Linked DNA regions of Mus musculus: regions 1, 2 and 3 are each linked to region 4. The links are chromatin loops, found by intact Hi-C in ENCODE. Cell type or tissue: gastrocnemius. All regions are shown on one strand. Region 1 overlaps Fuz (fuzzy planar cell polarity protein). Region 2 has its middle 16 kb from the start of Izumo2. Region 3 holds the start of Zfp473 (zinc finger protein 473). Region 4 overlaps Tsks (testis-specific serine kinase substrate).

What was found. Peaks named below come from ENCODE experiments on the same cell type or tissue, not always from the same donor. Only the 100,000 strongest peaks of a DNase experiment are listed, where the experiment ranks them.
Region 1: a loop joins it to region 4, with 1.9 times the contacts of the local background. A loop is called at or near these places in 17 of 42 quality-filtered maps.
Region 2: it touches region 4 in a loop (2.4-fold over the local background); 20 of 42 quality-filtered maps call a loop at or near these places.
Region 3: a loop joins it to region 4, with 2.5 times the contacts of the local background. A loop is called at or near these places in 2 of 42 quality-filtered maps.

Annotation. Positions count from the first base shown.
Region 1 is chr7:44,898,507-44,903,506 of GRCm38, reverse strand. It overlaps Fuz (fuzzy planar cell polarity protein), which reads right to left. Exons shown (of 11, transcript NM_027376.3): 6 at 4,807-5,000; 7 at 4,636-4,731; 8 at 4,416-4,522; 9 at 4,269-4,333; 10 at 4,121-4,195; 11 at 2,883-3,374. The coding sequence ends at 3,160. It overlaps Ap2a1 (adaptor-related protein complex 2, alpha 1 subunit), which reads left to right. Exons shown (of 24, transcript NM_007458.2): 16 at 1-45; 17 at 307-363; 18 at 451-533; 19 at 669-758; 20 at 1,793-1,916; 21 at 2,007-2,123; 22 at 2,201-2,270; 23 at 2,386-2,520; 24 at 2,692-3,134. The coding sequence ends at 2,769. Among named protein-coding and RNA genes, the nearest start is that of Fuz, 4.9 kb to the right of the region's middle. In gastrocnemius, CTCF peaks have their summits at 2,247 and 4,601 (motif pointing right); a DNase peak (open chromatin) is centred at 4,704; H3K4me3 peaks cover 619 bases; H3K27ac peaks cover 863 bases.
Region 2 is chr7:44,722,548-44,727,547 of GRCm38, reverse strand. No RefSeq gene overlaps it. Among named protein-coding and RNA genes, the nearest start is that of Izumo2, 16 kb to the right of the region's middle. In gastrocnemius, a CTCF peak has its summit at 3,059 (motif pointing left); no DNase peak of the experiment used is centred here.
Region 3 is chr7:44,743,427-44,748,426 of GRCm38, reverse strand. Zfp473 (zinc finger protein 473) reads left to right here and starts at 78. Exons shown (of 5, transcript NM_001289836.1): 1 at 78-517. In gastrocnemius, a CTCF peak has its summit at 3,073; DNase peaks (open chromatin) are centred at 296 and 3,122; H3K4me3 peaks cover 1,004 bases; H3K27ac peaks cover 1,016 bases.
Region 4 is chr7:44,955,656-44,960,655 of GRCm38, reverse strand. Tsks (testis-specific serine kinase substrate) reads right to left here. Exons shown (of 11, transcript NM_011651.2): 9 at 4,069-4,204; 10 at 2,935-3,059; 11 at 2,621-2,800. The coding sequence ends at 2,644. Cpt1c (carnitine palmitoyltransferase 1c) reads left to right here. Exons shown (of 19, transcript NM_153679.2): 17 at 493-606; 18 at 720-812; 19 at 981-1,284. The coding sequence ends at 1,157. Among named protein-coding and RNA genes, the nearest start is that of Tsks, 15 kb to the right of the region's middle. In gastrocnemius, CTCF peaks have their summits at 2,221 (motif pointing right) and 4,810 (motif pointing right); DNase peaks (open chromatin) are centred at 2,275, 3,017 and 4,149; H3K4me3 peaks cover 395 bases; H3K27ac peaks cover 2,103 bases.

The DNA.
Region 1 (5,000 bases), 57 kb after region 4:
TGAGAGCCCCATGGCTTTGTTGGCTGACCCAGCTCCAGCTGCTGAGTAAGGGGTGGCCTCTGGCTTTGGGTTGATGGATGTCCCCAGGGTGGGCTTTAAGGGTGCCTGGTGACTGGCAAACGCAGGGTTAGAAAACAGTGAAAGCTGGGGTTCTTGGGAGATCCCTCTCCTGGGGTCCCACTCCCATAACAGAGGGTCTCAGGGGAAGCTTGGCCTGTAGGTTCTGGGGAGTCTCCTTCCAAGAGAGCATTGCCTGTGCCTTTCTCCTCCAGCCCCCTAGGCATCACCCTTCTTCCTCTCCCCCAGCCCAGGTCCTGAGGACATAGGCCCTCCCATTCCAGAAGCAGATGAACTGTTGAATAAGTGAGTTCTGGGAGAGGTGGGCAGGGGAGCGGGGACAGGTGGGGAACACAGGAGCCCTCCCATTCTGACTCCCACCACCTTGCCTAGGTTCGTGTGTAAGAATAGTGGGGTCTTGTTTGAGAACCAGCTGCTGCAGATTGGAGTCAAGTCTGAGTTCCGGCAGAACCTGGGTGTGTCCTGGTGGCCCAGAGGTGGAATAGGGGTGCTGGGGAGGGGTGGGGTTGTTGGCAGTATCCCCTGGCTGGGCTGGTGGCAGGGTATGGGATCAGAGGAGCTTGGATGGAGCCCTCACCCACCCGCTGCAGGCCGCATGTATCTCTTCTATGGCAACAAGACTTCTGTGCAGTTCCAGAACTTCTTGCCCACCGTGGTCCATCCTGGGGACCTCCAGACTCATATCCTGTGTTCTTGTGCCCCACCCCACCCCAGTAAGCCCCTGGGAAACACTTACCAGGTCCATACTTGCTCAGTCCCTCCCTCTGAGTTAGGCACATGTCATTTGTAAAACTATTCATAGCTGGTAGACCTCTTTACTCTGGCACAGGTGACAGTAACCCAGTATGCAGTATGTGACTTCCAGCACACCAGGTACCCTGCCAGGCACCTTACTTTTGCTGCACTCAGGTTAACCAGGGATGCCTGCAGTGTTGGCCTGCACTACATCAGCTGAGTGACTTGCCTCCTAACCCTCCGGGGGGTAGCTTCTCTCTTTCTGCTTATGAGGATCTTGTGTTGTTTGTGAAACTTTAATATCACCCAGGCTGACCTCCACTTGCTCCGGAATGGGCTGGCTTTGAGTCGAGGTGAGTCTTCTGTCTCTGCCTCCCACGCTGTGAGTGTAGGTGTGCACCAGTGAGCCTGGCTTCCGTGGCTTTTTTGGAAGAGCAGTTGGGATGTCCTGGAATGTGTATGGCAGAGCCAGGCCCCCTCTCCCTTATATTGGCCTCATTCTGAATGTGTGAGACTAACTGGCCTTTCCCCTTCTGCTTCGTTCACCAGCCTTTCCAGAGCCCAGGGTAGAAAGCTCTGTCAGAAGTAGGGCAGAGTAGGTGAGTGTAGATACCAGCCATTTCCATGAAATCAGACCTGTGTACAGATGGTGACAGTCATTGCTTCCATCTGGGTGCATGACCACTACTAACACAGGCATGTTGTGGTGCTGGGTGCTTTCATCTATTCCTCAGGACACTTTTATGTACCTAGTTTGCACTGGAGGCTAAAAGTCCCAGCGTGCCCACTAGGGTCCATTGAAGCTAGGAGTGGAGGCTGGAGAAGTATATTCCCAGGGGTCCCAGATCTCACAGGAGGAAGGAGGAGTTAGGTGTAGGCCAGTTGCAGTGGCCCAGAGCCTCTAGCTGCTGGGCTTGCGCTCCTCAAGATGCCTCAGTTGTGCCACCGCTGTCCCTGGCTTCCTTGACTATGGAGCCACAGCTGGCGGTGCAGACCAAGCGTGTGGCGGCACAAGTGGACGGTGGCGCACAGGTGCAGCAAGTACTCAACATTGAGTGTCTGCGAGACTTCCTGACGCCGCCACTGTTGTCGGTGCGCTTCCGGTAAGTGCGAGCAGCACCGTGTGGGCTGTAGGGCAGTGAGGCAGTGTCTTCAGGGATGGGGCCCAGCTGAGCTGCTCCTCATCTGCTCAGGTACGGTGGCACCGCCCAGTCCCTCACTCTGAAGCTCCCAGTGACCATCAACAAATTCTTCCAGCCCACAGAGATGGCGGCCCAAGACTTTTTCCAGCGCTGGAAGCAGCTGAGCCTGTGAGGGGCGGGGCTGAGGGGCGGGGCAGGGCTGAGGGCGGGGCCTCAGATGCCTGACAGTGCTTTCAACCTTCCAGCCCCCTGCAGGAGGCACAGAAAATCTTCAAAGCCAACCACCCGATGGATGCTGAAGTTACTAAGGCCAAGGTGAGACAGACGGGCGTTTATCAGGTGCTGGGACCAGTTCTCACCCCTGAGAGTTTAGCCTGCAGTAGGCTGGAGGCTTCTCAGCTCTGCTTCCCTAATACCCATGTCGTTGCAGCTTCTGGGGTTTGGCTCTGCTCTTCTGGACAATGTGGATCCCAACCCTGAGAACTTTGTGGGTGCTGGAATCATCCAGACGAAGGCCCTGCAGGTGGGGTGTCTGCTTCGGCTGGAGCCCAATGCCCAGGCCCAAGTGAGTGCAGAGGGTGGGCATCCCTGTGACCTCACCTTCCCTGCGAACCCCGCCTTCCCTGCACCTAGCCCTCCTTCCTGTGCTTCTCATTAACTTCTCCTCTGGCTTTTTTTTAACCTACCTTACCCCTCTGACTTTGTACCCTTGTCGGGCTCTCGCCTTTCCACACAGATGTACCGTCTAACCCTGCGCACCAGCAAAGAGCCTGTCTCCCGTCACTTGTGTGAGCTGCTGGCCCAGCAGTTCTGAGCCCTGGACTTGCCCTGGTATATGGCCAGTGCCAGGCAGCCCTGGGATGGAGGCAGCTGTGGTGGAGCGGGACAGCGAGGGGCCCTCCAGTGGCGACAGCAAAGAGCCCGGGGTGGGGGCGCCTGGGAGCTCCCTCTGGCCTTTTGTATTTTATTTTTGTTCATCTGCTGCTGTTTACATTCTAGGGGGGGGTCAAGGGAAGCACCCTCCCTCCCTTGTCCCCCGAAGCACAGAGGGGAGAGGGGCCGAGGAAGTAGGTACCTCTCCCCCCCCTTCCCTGTCACCCTCCCCCTTCCTCCCTTTCCCCATCCAGGGGCTGTGTATTATTGTGAGCGAATAAACAGAGAGACGCTAATATTACCCCAGCTATTGACTGCCCACCCTGAGTGATCAGAGGAGCGGGGTGAGGGCTTGCAGAGTGCGGGTGGCTAGGCTTCGCAGCCCGTGGGTGGGGGTGTGAGGGGAGAGCAGCAATAGTAGCAGCCGGAGCCCTAGTTGCACAGCCACCAGCTGCCACCCCATGCCTGGCCCTAGCACGAGATAACAGGCTCTGGGCATCTGGGCTGGGTAGACTGTGTCCTCTTGTTTCTCTGCAGGCCCTGGTTCTGAGGAAGGACAGAGAGGACTGTGTTGAGCAGCACAGCCTCCTCATTGGGCCTGGTACCCCTCAGCCCAGCCCATTCCTCCACAGTAACTCCCAGATCAGCTTCTTCCCGCCTAGCCTTGCGGTCTTCCTATGACCACCGTGTACTCACAGACCTAACGTGCAGTGGACCCCAAGTGCCCTCAGCACTGGTGTCACCCTCCAGAGGATCACACCCTGTCCTCAAGTGCAGGCCTCCAGATTTGCACACTTGTGAGGTCTTTATCCGGCTGGGCACCGTTAGGTCCCTGCCTGTGTCTCTTGGGGCCTTAGGGACCTGGGACAACTTCCCAATGTGGAGTCTGCAGGCTCCTCACTTGCCTCAGCTTGAGCAAGGCTGTGCCCAGCACTGTGGAGGGTGACAGGAGTGGCTGCTTGAGCACTGCCACCTAGCATTGCTCAGCGGTTAGGATCACCGGGATCAGCACAACTGACAGTGCTTGCCTAGGAGGCTGGAGCAGTAAGTTGTCAGGTCTTTGGAGGTACTAGATAGCCCAAGTGGCCTCAAACCCGTGGTCATTCTGCCTTGGCCACAGTAGGGCTGACATTCCAGGCATGGGACAAAATGTCCAGCCTGTGCTTACTGTAAAAACACTGACTGAAGAAGAAGTCAGGGATTTAGTAAGATTGACAGGGGCAACTCAGGCATGTGGTGCATTCTCGGCTTCAGGGTGTACATGCCATGTGGGATCCATGCCCACCACTCACCTGGCGGGAAGTGGGTGGTGGCCACCAGCGTGTAGAAGTTTCTAAGGAGGCGCCTGCGCTGCTCAGGGGAAGGCTCTAAAGAAGAGGGAGCACCTTGACTAGGTGGCCTCTGGCTCACGGCCCTCCCACTCACTGCGTTCCCACGCACCTTTATCCTTGGAGGGCTCCACAGTAAAGAGGCAGCGTCGCAGTTCCAAGTGGAGTAACAACAGACTGGGGGAAAGCACTATCAGGCTGTGGGGAACTGGCAGAGCAAATGGCCTTCCCGGCCCTGGGCCCAACCATCGAGCCTTACCCAAGAATATCGCTGTGTAGTGGGAACCCTTCGGGTAGCGCCCTAGGGCCCAGTGGCAGGCAGGCCCGGAGGGGCTCCAGTAGAGGCTGCCACCAGCGTTCCATTAACTACGGGGGTGAGATGGGGAGCGAGGTCAGGGCTGGTTGGCCAGGGCCTGCATGCAGCAGGTGGCGCTGTTGGAGGGGATGCACAGGGGCAGCACTGCAACAGTCCGCCTCACCTGTGGGTCCAGCTGGCCAAGGGGCGGGCGCGGCCCGCACAGCAGACACAGCTCCAGGCCACGCAGCAGCGTCAAGGTCAACAACCTGTGTGGGACCTGTAGCCGGGCACAAGATAGGGCTAAGCATGGCCCCGCCCTGCTGGAAGCCCCGCCCTGGTCCCGCCCACTCACCGTGGGGCTCCCGTGGGGCAGATACACCGGGTAGTCTCGAGCAGCTTGTGGTGGCAAGGACCCCACCAGCCAGGGGAGTAGTACAGCTTCAGGCATGCCTAGGCGCCACCAGCCCTCTGTCGCTGCCACCACTCGGCCTGATACAAGCAGGCTGACAAAGGCTGTGCCAGTGGCCTCTGCAAACCCTGAAAGGG
Region 2 (5,000 bases), 230 kb after region 4:
ACTTCCTATATTAGCCAGTAATTCCCTTTCGTAAAGAAGCTCTTGGCTTGGTAGGAAGTCTCTATTTAATAAGCCATTGAAAAATGAACAGGGTGTAGTGGCACACACCTGCAATGCCCCAGCACTTTTGGTAGTAGAGACAGGAGAATCCAGAGTTCAAGGTCAGGGCAGAGGAGATGACTCTGGGTGAAGCTGTTGCCTTGGAAACAAGGATCCTGAGAATCTGACTTTGAAGAATACTTCCCCCAACGAGGGGCCCGAGAGAAGAAAGATTACATCCCTAACTGGGAATACTGTGAGAAATGTGTAGCACAGGGAGCAGACGGAAGTCTAACCAGCAGTGATGTAGACAGCTGACATTCCGCACTGAGCCCCAGTGCTGCAGACAGCAACCAGGAGTGGACTGAAGAGGTTAGAATGTCTCCATGCTGTGGTTACAGCAAAATAAAGCTACATCTGTTCAAAAGCTACGGGTGAAGAATATAGAAAATGTGGAAGCACGTGACACTGGTGGGGAATCGATGGAGGGTCTCCACGTGGAGGTGAGGAAGGGGCTTTCCCACCTGGCAGTTACACTTCATGGCAAGCGGGCATACACAGTACAGAGGAGCAGGAAGACACACACTCGGGAGAAACTGAGTCTCTAAGCTATGCAGATAGAAGAGATTGGTGCTTTCATGTTTCTGACCATGTTTTTATAATGAGCATAAGTTACCTGACCAAAAAATTTCATGCATACATAAAGATGCCAAACATCACTGCCAAAAACTCAAGCAGCTACTGTCCCCCTTTTGGATGGGAAAATGTCACAGGCTGCTCTGTTGGCAGGGAAGCCTGGCTTCAGCTGTCCCAGTGGGACAGTGAAGGGACGAGGTAACACATGAGGTCCGTTTTCCTCAATCTTGGACCCCACCCAATCTCAACTAGTTATTGGTTCATGGTATTTCCTGTCTGCTTAGGAACCTGGGTGCTTTGGCAAAGGGAGCCAACTAGAGTCTTCTTTGGGACTTACATATGTGGTTGCTAGGTAGAACATCTCTGAGCAGGTGGTAACCATGTGAACTGCCGCAAGTTCTCAGGGCTGAAGGGATGGCTCGGCAGTTAGGAGCATATACTTACTGTTCTTGCAGAGGACCCGACTGCAGTTCCCAGCACTCATGTCGGGGTGGCTCCCAACCATCTGTAACTCCAGCCCCAGGGCATCCAGTGCCCTGTTTTGCCTTTCTTGAGTATCTGCACCCTTGGGCACATTACCATACATAGACACACACATACATATAATAAAAAATAAAAACCTTAAAAAAAATAAAACTTTGTACCATGTTGTGGTGGTGCACACTTTTCATTCCAGCTTAGCAGGCAGAGGCAGGCGAGTCTCTGTGAGTTCGAGGCCAGCCTAGTCTACAGAGTGAGTTCCAGGACAGCCAGAACTACACAATGAAACCCTGTATTGAAAAGCAAAAAATAAAAAACAAAAATAAACTTTAAAAAACTTTGCTTAAGGGGGCTGGAGAGATGGCTCAGTAGTTAAGAGCACCGACTGCTCTTCCAGAGGTCCTGAGTTCAGTTCCCAGCAACCACATGGTGGCTCACAACCATCTGTAATGTGATCCGACACCCTCTTCTGGTGTGTGTGAAGACAGCTACAGGGTACTCATAATAAATAAATAAATCTTTTTAAAAAATGCTTAAGCTATTTTGATTCTGTATATGAAAGAGTCCAGGCAAATTCATTATGGCAACAATAGTGATCATTATTGCTGACCCAGTACATACCATGTATTAATATCACCACATGCAATGGACTGTTCTAACCTTGTTCAGGGTACTGAGTGATTTAACTACCAAATGGCCACCTAGATTGTCAGAGAACTGCTGGAGCCAGAGACACTAGGCATGGAGGTCAGCAGGGAGGAAGGGGGCTTGAGATGAGGGTGGGCCCAGGGGGAGTTCTCTTCAGAGAGAGAGGATGCAGGCCTCAAGGACCAGCCATTAAAATGGGAAGAAGAGGGAGAGTGAGATGGATCCCTGGGTAAAGACACTTGTCACTATGCCTAGCTCCCTGGGACCCACATGATAGAAAGAGAATGGACTCTCAGAGGTTGTCTTCTGACAGCCACGCAAAACACCACAACATATGCACGCCCACAATATGGACACACACATGTACACGTGCACAAACACAGATAAGTTCAGTTGAAAAGAAATATGTACAGCAAAGGACCAGTTATTTTTTTTATGACACATTTAATATGCTCACATAAGAAATACCAAAGAATGAAGGTTGACTTCTCTGGAGTTGGGACATGGTGCTGAGCATAATTAGTAGCATGAACATAGCATTAGTAGCATTTAATTTTGCTGGGAGTGGCTTCTTTTATGAAACACGGGGGTTATACATCATTATCTACAAGGCAAGTGTGAAACCTAAATTACAGATCCAAATTTGCTTATTTTATAAAAGAAGGGAAGAGAAATGAGATTTTACTTGGTGTGTAATGGGATCCGCGTGAGACAGAAATGGAGACAGGAAGGACCTGTGAGCATGCCACTGCTATACCAGATTTGTCCCCTTAGCTGTCCAGTTATTATTTTTAAAAGGGAGAGAAAGACAGGCCGGGCAGGGAGTCTGCAAGCCTGCGCAGAAAGCCCTGAGCTATGAACGCCCACGGAGGGCAGGGAGTTAGATGGTTACAGGTCCAGGAGGGGTACGGTGACACATGCTTGTGATCCTGGCAATGGGACACTGAGACAGGAAATTCAAGGCTTCGCGGCCACCTGGAGCTACAGAGCAAGGCACTGTCCCAAACACAGGTAAGAAAGGGGACCAGCCTTCCCAGGAAGGCTGGGCGGGCTCCCCCACCCCCACCCCCGTGCCAGAAGCTTCTGGAATTTTGATTCATGGTACAGCTCCTTCTGGCCAGGCTCCACGCAGCCCCAACTCTTTCATAGTGAAGTCCACCTACCACATCCTTGAAGGTCACCAAGTGTGCAACGATGGAGAAGATAAACCAGTATCTAACCAGCAGCACATCGGAAGAGTCTTTCCCCGCTGCTTTTCTGCCCTCTGCTGGGAGGCCTATAGAAGGTACTTTTTTTTTTTTTTTTTTCTATTTCTTTTTCTTCTTTTCCTTTTGGAAATGGCCTCACAATATAGCCGTGGCTGGCTAGATTCAAAGTGATCTTCCTGCCTCTGCCCTTCAGCACTGGCATTAAAGGTGTGCACCACCATGCCTGGCTCTACCTCTTCTTGGCACTCACTGTCTGGAAACTCTCACAGTCGCTACGTGAATGGGTGAGGTGCTAATCCACCCTTAGCTGAGCTGTGGAGCATTGCACACGACAGCTGCATGACACACACATGCTATCAAGCCTCTGTCGGTGTGCAAGATACACGAGGAAGTCCAGTGTTCCCCAGGATCCAGTCTCTGATGCCACCCCAAGATCCTGCCCCAGGGATGAGGCTCAGGGATGAACACAAATATCCTACTCCACTTACTGGGTGACATGAAGTCTGCTAGACTTTGTCCTGAGGTCTCATCTCAGAGCATGCTGCCCCTGCCCTCCCAACTCCCCACAGTTCCCAGCAGTAAAAGTTCCCCCTCACTGTGGCTCTTCCCTAAGGAGTGGAGGGTAAAAGAATCTCACAGCATACATGGAAGACAGTATTCACTGGGGTGGGGGGGTCACCTCGGCCAAGGGAGCCCAAACTCACTTGTATTGGTTCTAAAGCTGACCTGGTGTACAGGGTCTGGAGTATTCACAGACTCGCTGTACATAACTTGAGATTACTTTGAAATGCAGGTCCTCCTTTCCTTCGCCTTCCAAGTGCAAGAATTACATGCTTGCGCCAGACACCCTATTTACACAGAGAAGGCACTGGGCCCAGAGTTTCCTGCATGCTATGGTGCACTCTACCATCCAGCCCCAGAGTGAGTTTCCTGCATGCTATGGTGCACTCTACCATCCAGCCCCAGAGTGAGTTTCCTGCATGCTATGGTGCACTCTACTATCCAGCCCCAGAGTGAGTTTCCTGCATGCTATGGTGCACTCTACCATCCAGCCCCAGAGTTTCCTGCATGCTATGGTGCACTCTACCATCCAGCCTTTTTGTGGGTTCTGGGAGTGGAACTCAGATCCTCAAGCTTGCAAGGCAAGGACTCCACTGACTGAGCCATTTCCCTAGCCTGACCTTGAACCGACCTTTCTTAGCCAACTCCCATGCGCTGCGATTCCAGGTGGACACCAGCTCTCTCAGCTTATTCCAGGCTGGGGATAGAACCTAGAGTTTTGTGCATGGGAGGCGATCTTTCTATCAATAATACATTTTATTGGGATAAATGTAAGGGTGTTTGGGGTTTCCCTCTTTTCTTTTCTTTTCTTTTTTCTTTTTTCTTTTCTTTTCTCTTCTCTTCTCTTCTCTTCTTTTCTTTTGTTTTTTTTCTTTTCTTTTCTTTCTTCTTCCCTTCTGCAATTTTCCCACTGAACTCTGCCATTACCCTTACTTCATGGGAATTTCCCAGGGACATGAACAATGGATAATTAAATTGTGCTGAAATTATAACGTGATGAGGACTTCTAGGGAACACAGTCTGGGAAGGGGAGACAGACAGTTATTAAAGAATTACACCATGGCAATTATCACAGCTTTGGTGCAGACATCCCAGGGGGATTCCTGTGGGAACCCAGGGAGGCAGCTGACAACTTCCCTGGGCTGGGTGAGAGTGAGAGAAGGCTGGCAGCCAGAGAATCTAAGGGGCTTTTACAGCCTGGCTAGGCAAGGTATGCATGCCTGCAATCTCAGCACACAGCAGGCTCAGGCAGGGGGATGGCTGAGAGTTGGAGGCCAGTGTCAATTACATAGTGATTTTGAAGTCAGCCTAGGCTTTATAGTGAGCTCCAGGCTAGTGTGTGTTACAAAGTGAGTTCCAGACCAGCCTAGCCTAAAGTACTGGACTCTACAAAACCAGGCATTAGAGATCCAATGCAGAAGTTAAGGG
Region 3 (5,000 bases), 210 kb after region 4:
TGGGGCGGGCTTTTCCTTCTACTGCGCATGTCTGACGTCAATCTTGATGAAATACGTGACAGCCACCAATCAAAGGTCCTGTTGTCATTTTTAAACTCTCCTTGCTTCTGTGCTCTCTCTGTAATCTCAGTTTTGCCTTCAAACTGTATCTATGGCAACCCGCTGTCACCTCCAAATGGAATTTTCGGGGTGTAGAAGGTGAAAGTAGTCCTATAACAGGGTAGTGGGCCATCCAACCTTGGTGTCACTTAGCCATGAATCTGTTTCCTCTCTACTTCCTAGAGGGCTCAGTGGGTGGAGACCACAGGTGGTGGGTCCTGGAATTTGGCGCGGAGTTACCTGGGTGGGATAAATTTGAGGAGAAGTTTCTGGAACCGGAACTTCCTCGGAGGAATTTCCCCCTGTACTCTGAGGGAGCCCTCCTCATGAGGAGTTGGGTTTTCTTGGGATCCTGGAAAGCATATGTTCTTTGGGTTGCCAGCCATGCTGAGGTACGGAGACACGGAGCCATGCCGAGGTACGGAGACTAAGCCCAGGCGCCCATGGCCTTAGTCCTCTGTGGCCGGGGTGGGAGGCCCTGACAGAATGCTGAACCCTTGAGTGCTCACAGCCGGGCGTAGGCCCGGCTCTTAAGCGGGGGTTTCCTCTCGCGACCAATACCTACAATAATGGCCCAGAGACATCTATTGCTTCAGTTTCGGGGTATCAAACCCCCTCTTGGGCTTCTAAAGGCACTTAGGTGTACACACATAGCACTTTGAAGCAGTCATAAACAAATTTAAAAGGAAAGATTATTTGTATCTATTATTTGAGCATCTCAAATATATACTGTTATGTTCTATTTAAAAAGCCAGGGAAGCCAGGGATATGTTTGGTAGGGCGAGGTATGGTGCTGGGGAAGGGGGTGCCTCTGCGGGCCCATGCTGAGGCATCCCTTCCCCTTGAGGTACCAACCACAGTGGGTATAGTGTAGAATAGAGTTTATTTAGGGCATGGGGAGGGGAGTTGAGAGGTAGTAGAGACAGAGAAAGGTAGGGAGAGGGAGTAGAGGCCGGCCATGAACACGTGTAGAGAGAGGGGAATAGGGCAAGAAGGGACAGAGAAGGAAGAGAGTGTGGGGACTGAGGGGCAAGCAGCCCCTTTTATAGTGAGTCAGGCATACCTGGCTTTTGCCAGGTAACTGTGGAGTGGAGTGTAGAAGAAATGCTAACATTCCTTTGTTTTGGTTTAATTTTAAAAAAGGAAAAATTAGAAAGAGGCAACGGTGAAGCAAAAAATAGGGTCATCATGATCTTTAGCTAACTTTCTGTTGTTATTGGGGCAGTGTGTCTCTGGGAAACCTAAGAAGATGGGGGTGGGGATGTTGGTGAAGTCTTAGGAGAATTGGCTGTGTCCTTGCTGCTCAGGGTCTGTGGAACCAACTGTGGATAGATCAGAAGGAGCAGGTCCAGTAGAAGTATCTGTGGCTGTAAGAGAAAATTGGAGCATCTATGGGTTGTTTCTCTGGAGCTGTCTTATGTGTAGATTTTGAGTAAACGCTTGGATTTGGCAAGATGCTGAAACACACACACACACACACAGGAGGTAGAGAATAAAGTTAAGTACGTTTGGGAGAAAAAAAATTAGGTCTTTGGGGTAAGAGGAGTCCCAATCCCAGGAACAGGAGAGCAATCTCACCCTCTGGAATAGGTAGCCAGTGAGAACGTAGGCTATTGCTTGGCAGGTGTACTTACCTGGATGGAGACTATTTAGTCCATAAGAAGTAGATTGGAGTGGGTTTCCTGTAGTTTGTAAGTTTATAAAAGAGATAAATTTGTTAACAGCATGAATAGTCTTTAAGATGAGCTTAAGGAGGACAAAAACTTTTCATGGAGCAGAAGGAGCAAGAAGGGATTTTTTTTTTCTGTCTAGGATACTGAATGTGTACGTACATATATTTCTACATATGTATATATATATATATATATATATATATATATATATATGTATATATATATATTTACATATGTATATATATAGTAAAATGAGAAACAACCTTAAGTCCATTGTTAAAAGACAACCAAGGAAACTTGTATTTGAACTTGTGAATATGAAAGTGGATCATATAGTGGAATGTCTTTTATTAGGGTTAGGCTGGTTTACAAGAACTCCACTGGTTAATGTTAGGACAATGGCATAGCAAGGAGAGGAAATCTGAAGCGTTTAGTCACTGGAGAGCGAGTTTAGATAAGGAAGTAGCAGAAGGTTACACCTGTGAAAGGTTACATAGGAACTTGTGTATCGTTATCATGAAGTCTGCGAGCAAGGCAGACCTGTCTGACTTTGGTAAGAGATCTGGTAGTCTTAGCTAGTTAACAAATTGACTAATGAGCTAATATAGTTGTGGATTACCTTAGAGTAAGGAGTTAAGTCTGTTTTCTAGCCATCAAGCTTAGCTGTCAAATCTGGGAAGAATAAATTATAATCTAGGTGTCATGTATTAATTAAAATGACAGAGGTTGGTCTATAGTCCAAAAAGTTTCCAGGTCCCTGTGGTCTCCATGGCAACTTGGGCAGAGTCGGTCTGTCAGGCCCAGAAGATGAAAAACTTTTTCCTGCAGAGTAAATACGTTTGAAATGAGAAATGACCAACCTTGACTTAAGCATTATAAGACATTTGACTCTCAGGGTATCTTGTTTGTCCACAGTATAGACCAGGCCCTGGCAGGGGACAAGGCAATGGATTGGTGCTTCTCAGTGGTTGTCATATCACAATCCAGCAGTCTTGTCACTGTGTCCATTATCTTCTCGGAGACCTTGGGGAGTCACTATTAGGCTTTGGAAGTCTCTGTCTGTCATAAACTTAAACGTTATTATATTTAGCAGATTTCTGTATTTAAGGCAGTGATCTTTAACCTTTTACTGTTTAGAAATCTCAGCCTTAGCGCCATCTTCCTTGAAACTATTGCGCCATGAGTGGCAGAAAAAGCAAAGCGCTAGAGAGGAAAGATGAGGCAGCAGTTCAAGTATCTTAGAACAGCAGAGACAGGCATCCAGATGAATCTGAGCGGAACAGTGCAGCTCGCTTGGCGGCCTGTGGTGGCCGCTGTGGCCGAGCAAAGTCCCTGCAAGAAGGGCGGGATGGATGGCTGTGGGAAGGCGGAGCGGTTGCGGCAAGTGAGTGGGGCGGGGGCGAGAGCTAGGGCCTGAAGAGGTGTTCTAGTCTAGCGACTCTGCTCAGGCCGTGCAAAAGAGCTTGCACACGTGCCACGAAGCACTGAATAGCGGAGCTGACTTGAGGCAGGGGGTAAGAGAGAGCTGAGGATAATTAGGCAGCCGATGTGGGGCAGCTCAGCAGAGCAGAGAGTGTGAGAGTGAGATGTGGGCGGGGTGCAGGTGGGCACTTTTCTCGGGGCTGGGAACTGGTAGTAAGAGAATGCGGGAGGAGGGAAATTGCCTATGGATCTCTAGCGAGAGCTTTTTTCACAGTGCCAGTTAAGGGGCTATGCAGAGATACTGCTGCTTAATGAATACAGAGACCAAGTTTGGCCTGTGAATTAGACCGGGAGGCATCCAGGGATGCGGTGCTAACACAAGCAGGCATCCAAGTCTTAGTTTACCGGGTCATCATGTGGAAGCTAGTGGTTGAGTGGGCCCCGGGCCCACGGGAGAACAGTTTACCTATGTTTAGGATTTTTTTTTTCAGCAGCGACAAAAAACTGCTTCCAAGACAGAGAGAGGGTTACCCAAGGATTAGAGGTCCTATAACAAAGGGCCCGCGAGAAGACTAGTCATAAAGACTGAATGTCTTTGTCCTCAAGGACACGACAGGGTGGCTGCGAGCTCAACAGCTCTCTCTTGGGACAGACAGATGTTTACACGTACCAGTGGGGGGAGGAAGCTCCCAGTTCTCCGAAGGTTGGGTAGATTGGTCTAGTGAGCGATCCGGTGGTTGCCCATGTGGCAGTGGGAGATGTGAACCTCTGAGTTTCTAAATCCGAGTCTCGGGCACCAATGCTGTGATTTATAAAAAAGAAAGGGAAGCCAGGGATATGTTTGGTAGGGTGAGGTATGGTGTGGGGGGAGGGGGTGCCTCTGTGGGCCCATGCTGAGGCTCCCTTCCCCATGAGTTACCAGCCACAAGGCAGGTACAGTATAGAATAGAGTTTATTTAGGGCATGGGGAGAGGAATTGAGGGGGTAGTAGAGACAGAGAAAGAGAGAGAGAGTAGAGAGTAAGTAGATGAGTAGAGGCCCACCCATAGAGATAGGGGCAGGGGAATGGGGGAGAATGGACAAACAGTAAGAGTGAGGAGGGGGTAAGCAGCCCCTTTTATAGTGAGTCAGACACACTTGGCTGTTGCCAGGTAACTATGGGGTGGAGCCTAAAAGAAATGTTGACATATACAATGTATCTTGTTCATATCCACCTCTCACTTTCCACTACCAAAAGGTGTGGCCCAGTATGGCCCCAAACTGGCTATTTGGCCTTTACCTATTCAGCATGACCAGTGTAGTTTATGTATATAACCCAGGCAGATCCTCCCATGTGCAAATTTATCTTAACATCTAGTTTATAATACCCAGTACAATGTACATGCTATGCAAATAACTATTATACTAAAAATAGTAGCACCTGTATATGTTGGAAACATACAGAATTTATGTTTTCTTTTATGTACATTGGTGATTTGACTACATGTATGTCTGTGTGAGGGTGTCAGGAGTCCCTGGAACCAGAGTTACGGACAGTTGTAAGCTGCCATGTGGGTGATGGGAGTTGAACCCCAGGTCCTCTGGAATAGCAGCCAGTGTTCTTAACTACTGAGCCTCCAGCCTCGAAAGATAACAGGATTTTTAAAAACCATAAAAACCATTTTTTAAATGAGTTTGACTGGATCTGTGAATGGAGAACCCATAAACATACATTGTTTTTGTTACTGTGGGTCATGGCTTAAGGAAAATATAGGTAGTGTAGAAACAGCAGTTGTCCAGGTAGAATGAAGAGATTAATTCACCTGC
Region 4 (5,000 bases):
AGACAGCCACGTGGGGTGGGATGCAGAGGGGAGAGTGGGGTTCAGCTGTAGAGCATCAGTCCAGAATCCCCCACTGAAGAGCTAAGGGCTTGGCTCAGCGGTAGAGCCCCTGCCCGGCATGCTACAGGTCCTGGGGTCAGTCCTGGGTGATGGTGGTGGCCCATGACTTTAATCCCAGCCCTCAGGAGGCAGAGGCAGACAGATCTCTAAGTTCAAGGCCAGCCTGGTCTACAGAGAGTTCTTGGACAGCCAGGGCTACATAGTGAGACCCTGTCTCAGAAAAAAAAAAAGAAAAAGAAAAAAGGGGAACAGAAAAAAGGGGGAGGGAGGAAGAAAGAGCAGAGCGGAGAAGGCATGGGGGGAAGGGGCGTGGTTAGTTGGGAGGGGCATGGTCAGAGGAAAGCCACTGATTTGGGGGCAATTGGCCTAGGGAGGTCAGGCTTGCAGTGGAGGAAAGAAATTCTTTTCTGTGTGACCACCGGCTACCCTCAGGTCCAGTCGCAGCAATGGCTGCTGTCCACCAGCCAGGTCCCTGTGCAGCAGACACACCTGATTGATGTCCACAATTATCCGGATTACGTTTCCTCTGGAGGTGGATTTGGGCCTGTGAGTGAACTGGACTGGGTCCAGCCTCTGGGCAGCTGGAGGGTGGGGGACGGTGCCCTGCGGGCGTGAAGGGTAGGCTGGGCTATTGGCTTGCTTCACTCTCCCTGCTCCAGGCCCATGACCATGGGTATGGTATCTCCTACATCTTCATGGGGGAAAACGCAATCACCTTCCATATCTCCAGCAAGAAATCAAGCACAGAAACAGTAAGAGGAACTTAAGTGCCTTCTTTCTCTCTCTTTAAACTCTGGGATTGAGCCCTTCAGATCCCAGAGGTCCCTGATGTAGCCTCCTCCCTCAGAACTGCCTCCCGGGCCTCCTCCCTCAGACTTGTCTCCCGGGCCTCCCCTAGCGCCTTATCTGCTTCTCTGCAGGACTCTCACCGGCTGGGGCAGCACATCGAAAATGCCCTGTTGGATGTAGCCTCCCTGTTCCGGGTTGGACAGCATTTCAAGCGCCAGTTCAGGGGGGAGAATTCGGATTATAGATACAACTTTCTCTCCTGTAAGACTGTGGACCCCAATACCCCTACATCCTCCACCAACTTGTGAGCCCCTCAGCAGGGAGCTGGTCTCCCTCAGGATGGAAGGTGTTGCTCCCAGGGCTTGGCTGGCGCAGACAGGGGTATCGGGGATTCCCACACCCACCTGGTAATAAAGATGTGAGTTGGGTGCAGTATCCACTGTGCTTTTCTGCGGGGCATGGGTGGAGTGGGGGGTGGGGCACCCCTTTCACCCCACCTTGACTTCCCAGTTGTCATCACCTTAACCACAGCCCGCACTACCACCTGAGCAGGCTCCATCCCAAACTCCCTGGCCAGACCTGATCAGTCAGCTTCTCACAATCAGGCACCTCATTCCTGTCACCCAACACCAAAGGTCCGTCAGACCATCTCCACACTGAGGTCTGGACAGCAATTCTATCCTGCGAGGAGAAAGGATCGAGGCAGGGTGTCCTGTAGTTCAGGCAGGCTGCTCTGGAACTTCCTATGTAGCCACACTCTTGATTCTCCTGTGTCTGCTTGGATGATGGACTATACCACTGTATCCTACTATTGAAAATCAACTCAGAGGTAGGAGGATGCTGAGTTCCAGGCTAGCCTGGGCTACATAGCAAGGTCCAATCTCAAAGTGTGCTTGTGTGTGAACCGGGGGGTAAGGGGATTGTCCCTTTAATCCCAGTATTGGGAGGCAGAGGCAGGGAGATCTCTGTAAGTTCAAGGCTAGCCTCACCTGGCCTTATGCAGTGAGTTCCAGGATAACTAGAGCTACATAGTGAGAACCTGCCTCAAAGCAAAGCAACCCAAAACCAAAACCAGTAACAGAGCTTTATCCTTAACCGAATGCCTCTGAGGATTGCTGGGTCATTTTACTGCCTCATCTGCAAAATGGGTGAAGGACTCTTCTAGGACTTGGGGGACTGAGGGCCAGCAAAACTCCAGGACCCTCTGTCACACAGCCTCGGGGACATGGTCTCTTCCTCTTCTGCTCCTCCTTCCTCCTCCTCTTTGTTCTTTCCATTCCCCCCTTCCCTTTCTCGCGGTTTAAAGTTTGTTTTTTGTATTTTATTTTATGTGGATCAGTGTTTTGTGTGTGCCACGTGCAGTGTACATGAAATGCCAGCAGAGGGTGTCAGATCCCCTGTAACTGGCTAGATAATTGCCAGCAGCCACATGAGCTTGGAAATGAACTTGGGTCCATTGCAAGAGCAGTAAGCACTCTTAACCACGGAGCCATCTCTCCAGCCCCTTTGTTCTTCTGAGGCAGGGTCTAATGAAGCGCAGGCTAGCTTAGGCTAGCTTAGGGTTCTTGTGTAGTCAAGTCTGGCGCACCTGCATCCTGGGTGCCAACTTCAAGCTCAGCAAGTGCTCTACGGTGGGAGCTGCATCTCTTTTCCATTTTGCTTTTGGGACAAGGTGTCACCATGTAACCCAGGCTATCCCAGAGCCCATGGAAATCCTCTTGTCTCGCATCCACGCCTGACGAGTTGGCATCAAAAAGTATAGTTGTCAGAATTCATGCCAGCATGAGAGGCCATTTATTGTTCAGAGCCTGGACTCCCACGTTTAGGGGGAGCCCCTCCATTGCTTCCTCCCCCCATTGCCCCCGTGGACCCCTCAAGTGGCAGGTGGCTGAGTTGGTCGTGGAGGGAGCACATCTTCAAATGCATATAGTCCAAAGTGGCCACCTTCTCCCTGCAATGACAGCCAGCTGGGGATCAGTACTGTGGGGAGGCCAGCCAGGATAGGGTGGGTGACAGGCAGGAGGAGGAGCCAGGCCCTATCCAGAGACCTCACCCTCCTCCCATGCCCTCCGCCTCTGTCCTCACTCCGGCTTCATCTTGTCCGTCAGCAGTAGGTTCTTGGCCCGAACGGCCTCGTCTTGGGCCAACCGAAGGGTGGAGCTCAGGGCCTCTGCCCTGACGTGTTTGGCCAAGGCCTGGCGCTCCAGCTCCTGGGGAGAGGAGTGTAGGCGCCGCTGGGCTTACTGGACTGGGCTGGGGGTGGAGGGGGAGCTGGGTCGCGGAGGGCAAGGGGCAGGGTCCCACGGAGCCCGCATACCACCCAAAGTAACCCGTCAGGCCTTGACTTTGGGAATTACCCCCGGGGAATCTTACAATTGACTGCTCTCCCCAACTGCATCTGGCAAGAAATCCACCAATGTCCCTAGTGCACTGGCCCGTGTCCCAGCAAGCTGGATCACATCTGAAGTTCTGTCCCCTTAATGCCTGTGAATTTTCCTATATCGTGTTTATCCCAGCATCCTGTGGTGCCCTTCTGTGTCCCATAATTCTCAAGACCCTGCATCTGTGACGGCAGCATCTGTCACAGGAATGGTCCCTACTGTTACAATGTTCTAAGTCACACAGCTCACCAGGCCCCATGACTTTTTATGTACTAGTGGGGCTGCAGCTCACTACAGTTCATATCCCATCATCCCTAAGGCCACAAACCCATCATGCATGAACCTCCATAACCCCCAGTGCAGGCCTCCAATGCAGCCCCAGGCCATGACCTCCCATGCATTCCTGGGCTGCTCAGTATAATTTGGATCCCATCATTCCATAGGCCAATAGCATGCACTTGCTCTCTATATCCCACAACGGATAAGACCTCAAGTTATAATAACTCTAGGGCTGTGGCTTGTGTTGGTGGGTCCCCCAGTCTAGCATCAAGGGTCCCTCTGAGTCCAGTGACCTCCCTGAAGGGCTACAGAAAATCAGGCCCATGTTCCATGAGCTATAGAGTAGAATCTGCCCCATATGTCCCGAGATATCCCAGACCCAGTGTCTTATCATGCTTTGAACCAAAGTGTCACTCCAGGTTGCAGAGTGACTGAGCTACAACACAAGCTCTTTGTCCTGCCTGCACAGAGGCAAGGCCTCCCCTTCCTGCCACAGGCTCCCCAAACCCTGCAAAACACAAAAGTAACGTGGGTCATGGCAACCCACGGTCCCTGGTACCAGAATCTTCTTGTGTAGCCTCTGGCAACTGGGGCAGGCAGGAGCCAGACCCTTCTGCTTCACCTCATCCACCAGCGGGGTCAGCGCACGTTCCAGCAGCTGCTGCAGGGACTCCGTGGATAACTGCTGCCCCTGGCTGGGAAGGAGGGTCACCAGATGGAGGAGGCCTGGTTAGGCTCCATCTGGCTGGTAATTTTTATTATTTTTGTTTGTTGAGACAGGGTCTCTCTACATAGCCCTAGCTGTCCTGGAACTCATTATGTAGATCAGTCTGGAGTGGAAGTCACAGAGATACCCTGCCTCTGCTGGAATTAAAGGTATGAACAAGCACCAGGCCCGGCCCTGTTTCTTTAGGTACCTGGTGAAACCATCCCAGCACTCGGGAGGCAGAGGCAGGCAGATTTCTGAGTTCTAGGCCAGCCTGGTCTACAAAGTGAGTTCCAGGACAGCCAGGGCTATACAGAGAAACCCTGTCTCAAAACAAACAAACAAACAAACAAACCCCCAAAACAAAAAACAAACAAACAAAAAAACCGAGTTAAAGCTGACCCTATGTTGGACTGGAAGCCCACTTTCAGCTCTTTCCACAAGACATCCAGTTCTCACTTTCTTTGTGTGTGTATTGTGTGGAGAACAAAGGTTGGTAATGTCTTGCTCAATCAATTCCAACTTATATGCGTTTTTTAAGATTTACCCATTTATTATGTATACAGTGTTCTGCCTGCAGGTACACCTGCAGGTCAGAAGAGGGCACCAGATCTCATTCTAGATGGTCATTGAACCACTCTGTGGTGGCTGCCTGAAAATTGAACTCGGGACCTCTGGAAGAGCAGCCAGTGCTGGCATCTCTCCGGCCTATTTTACTTTATTTTAATCTATGCATATGAGTGTGTGGATGTGTGGCTATGTGCCTGCGGAGCCCAGTGGAATTG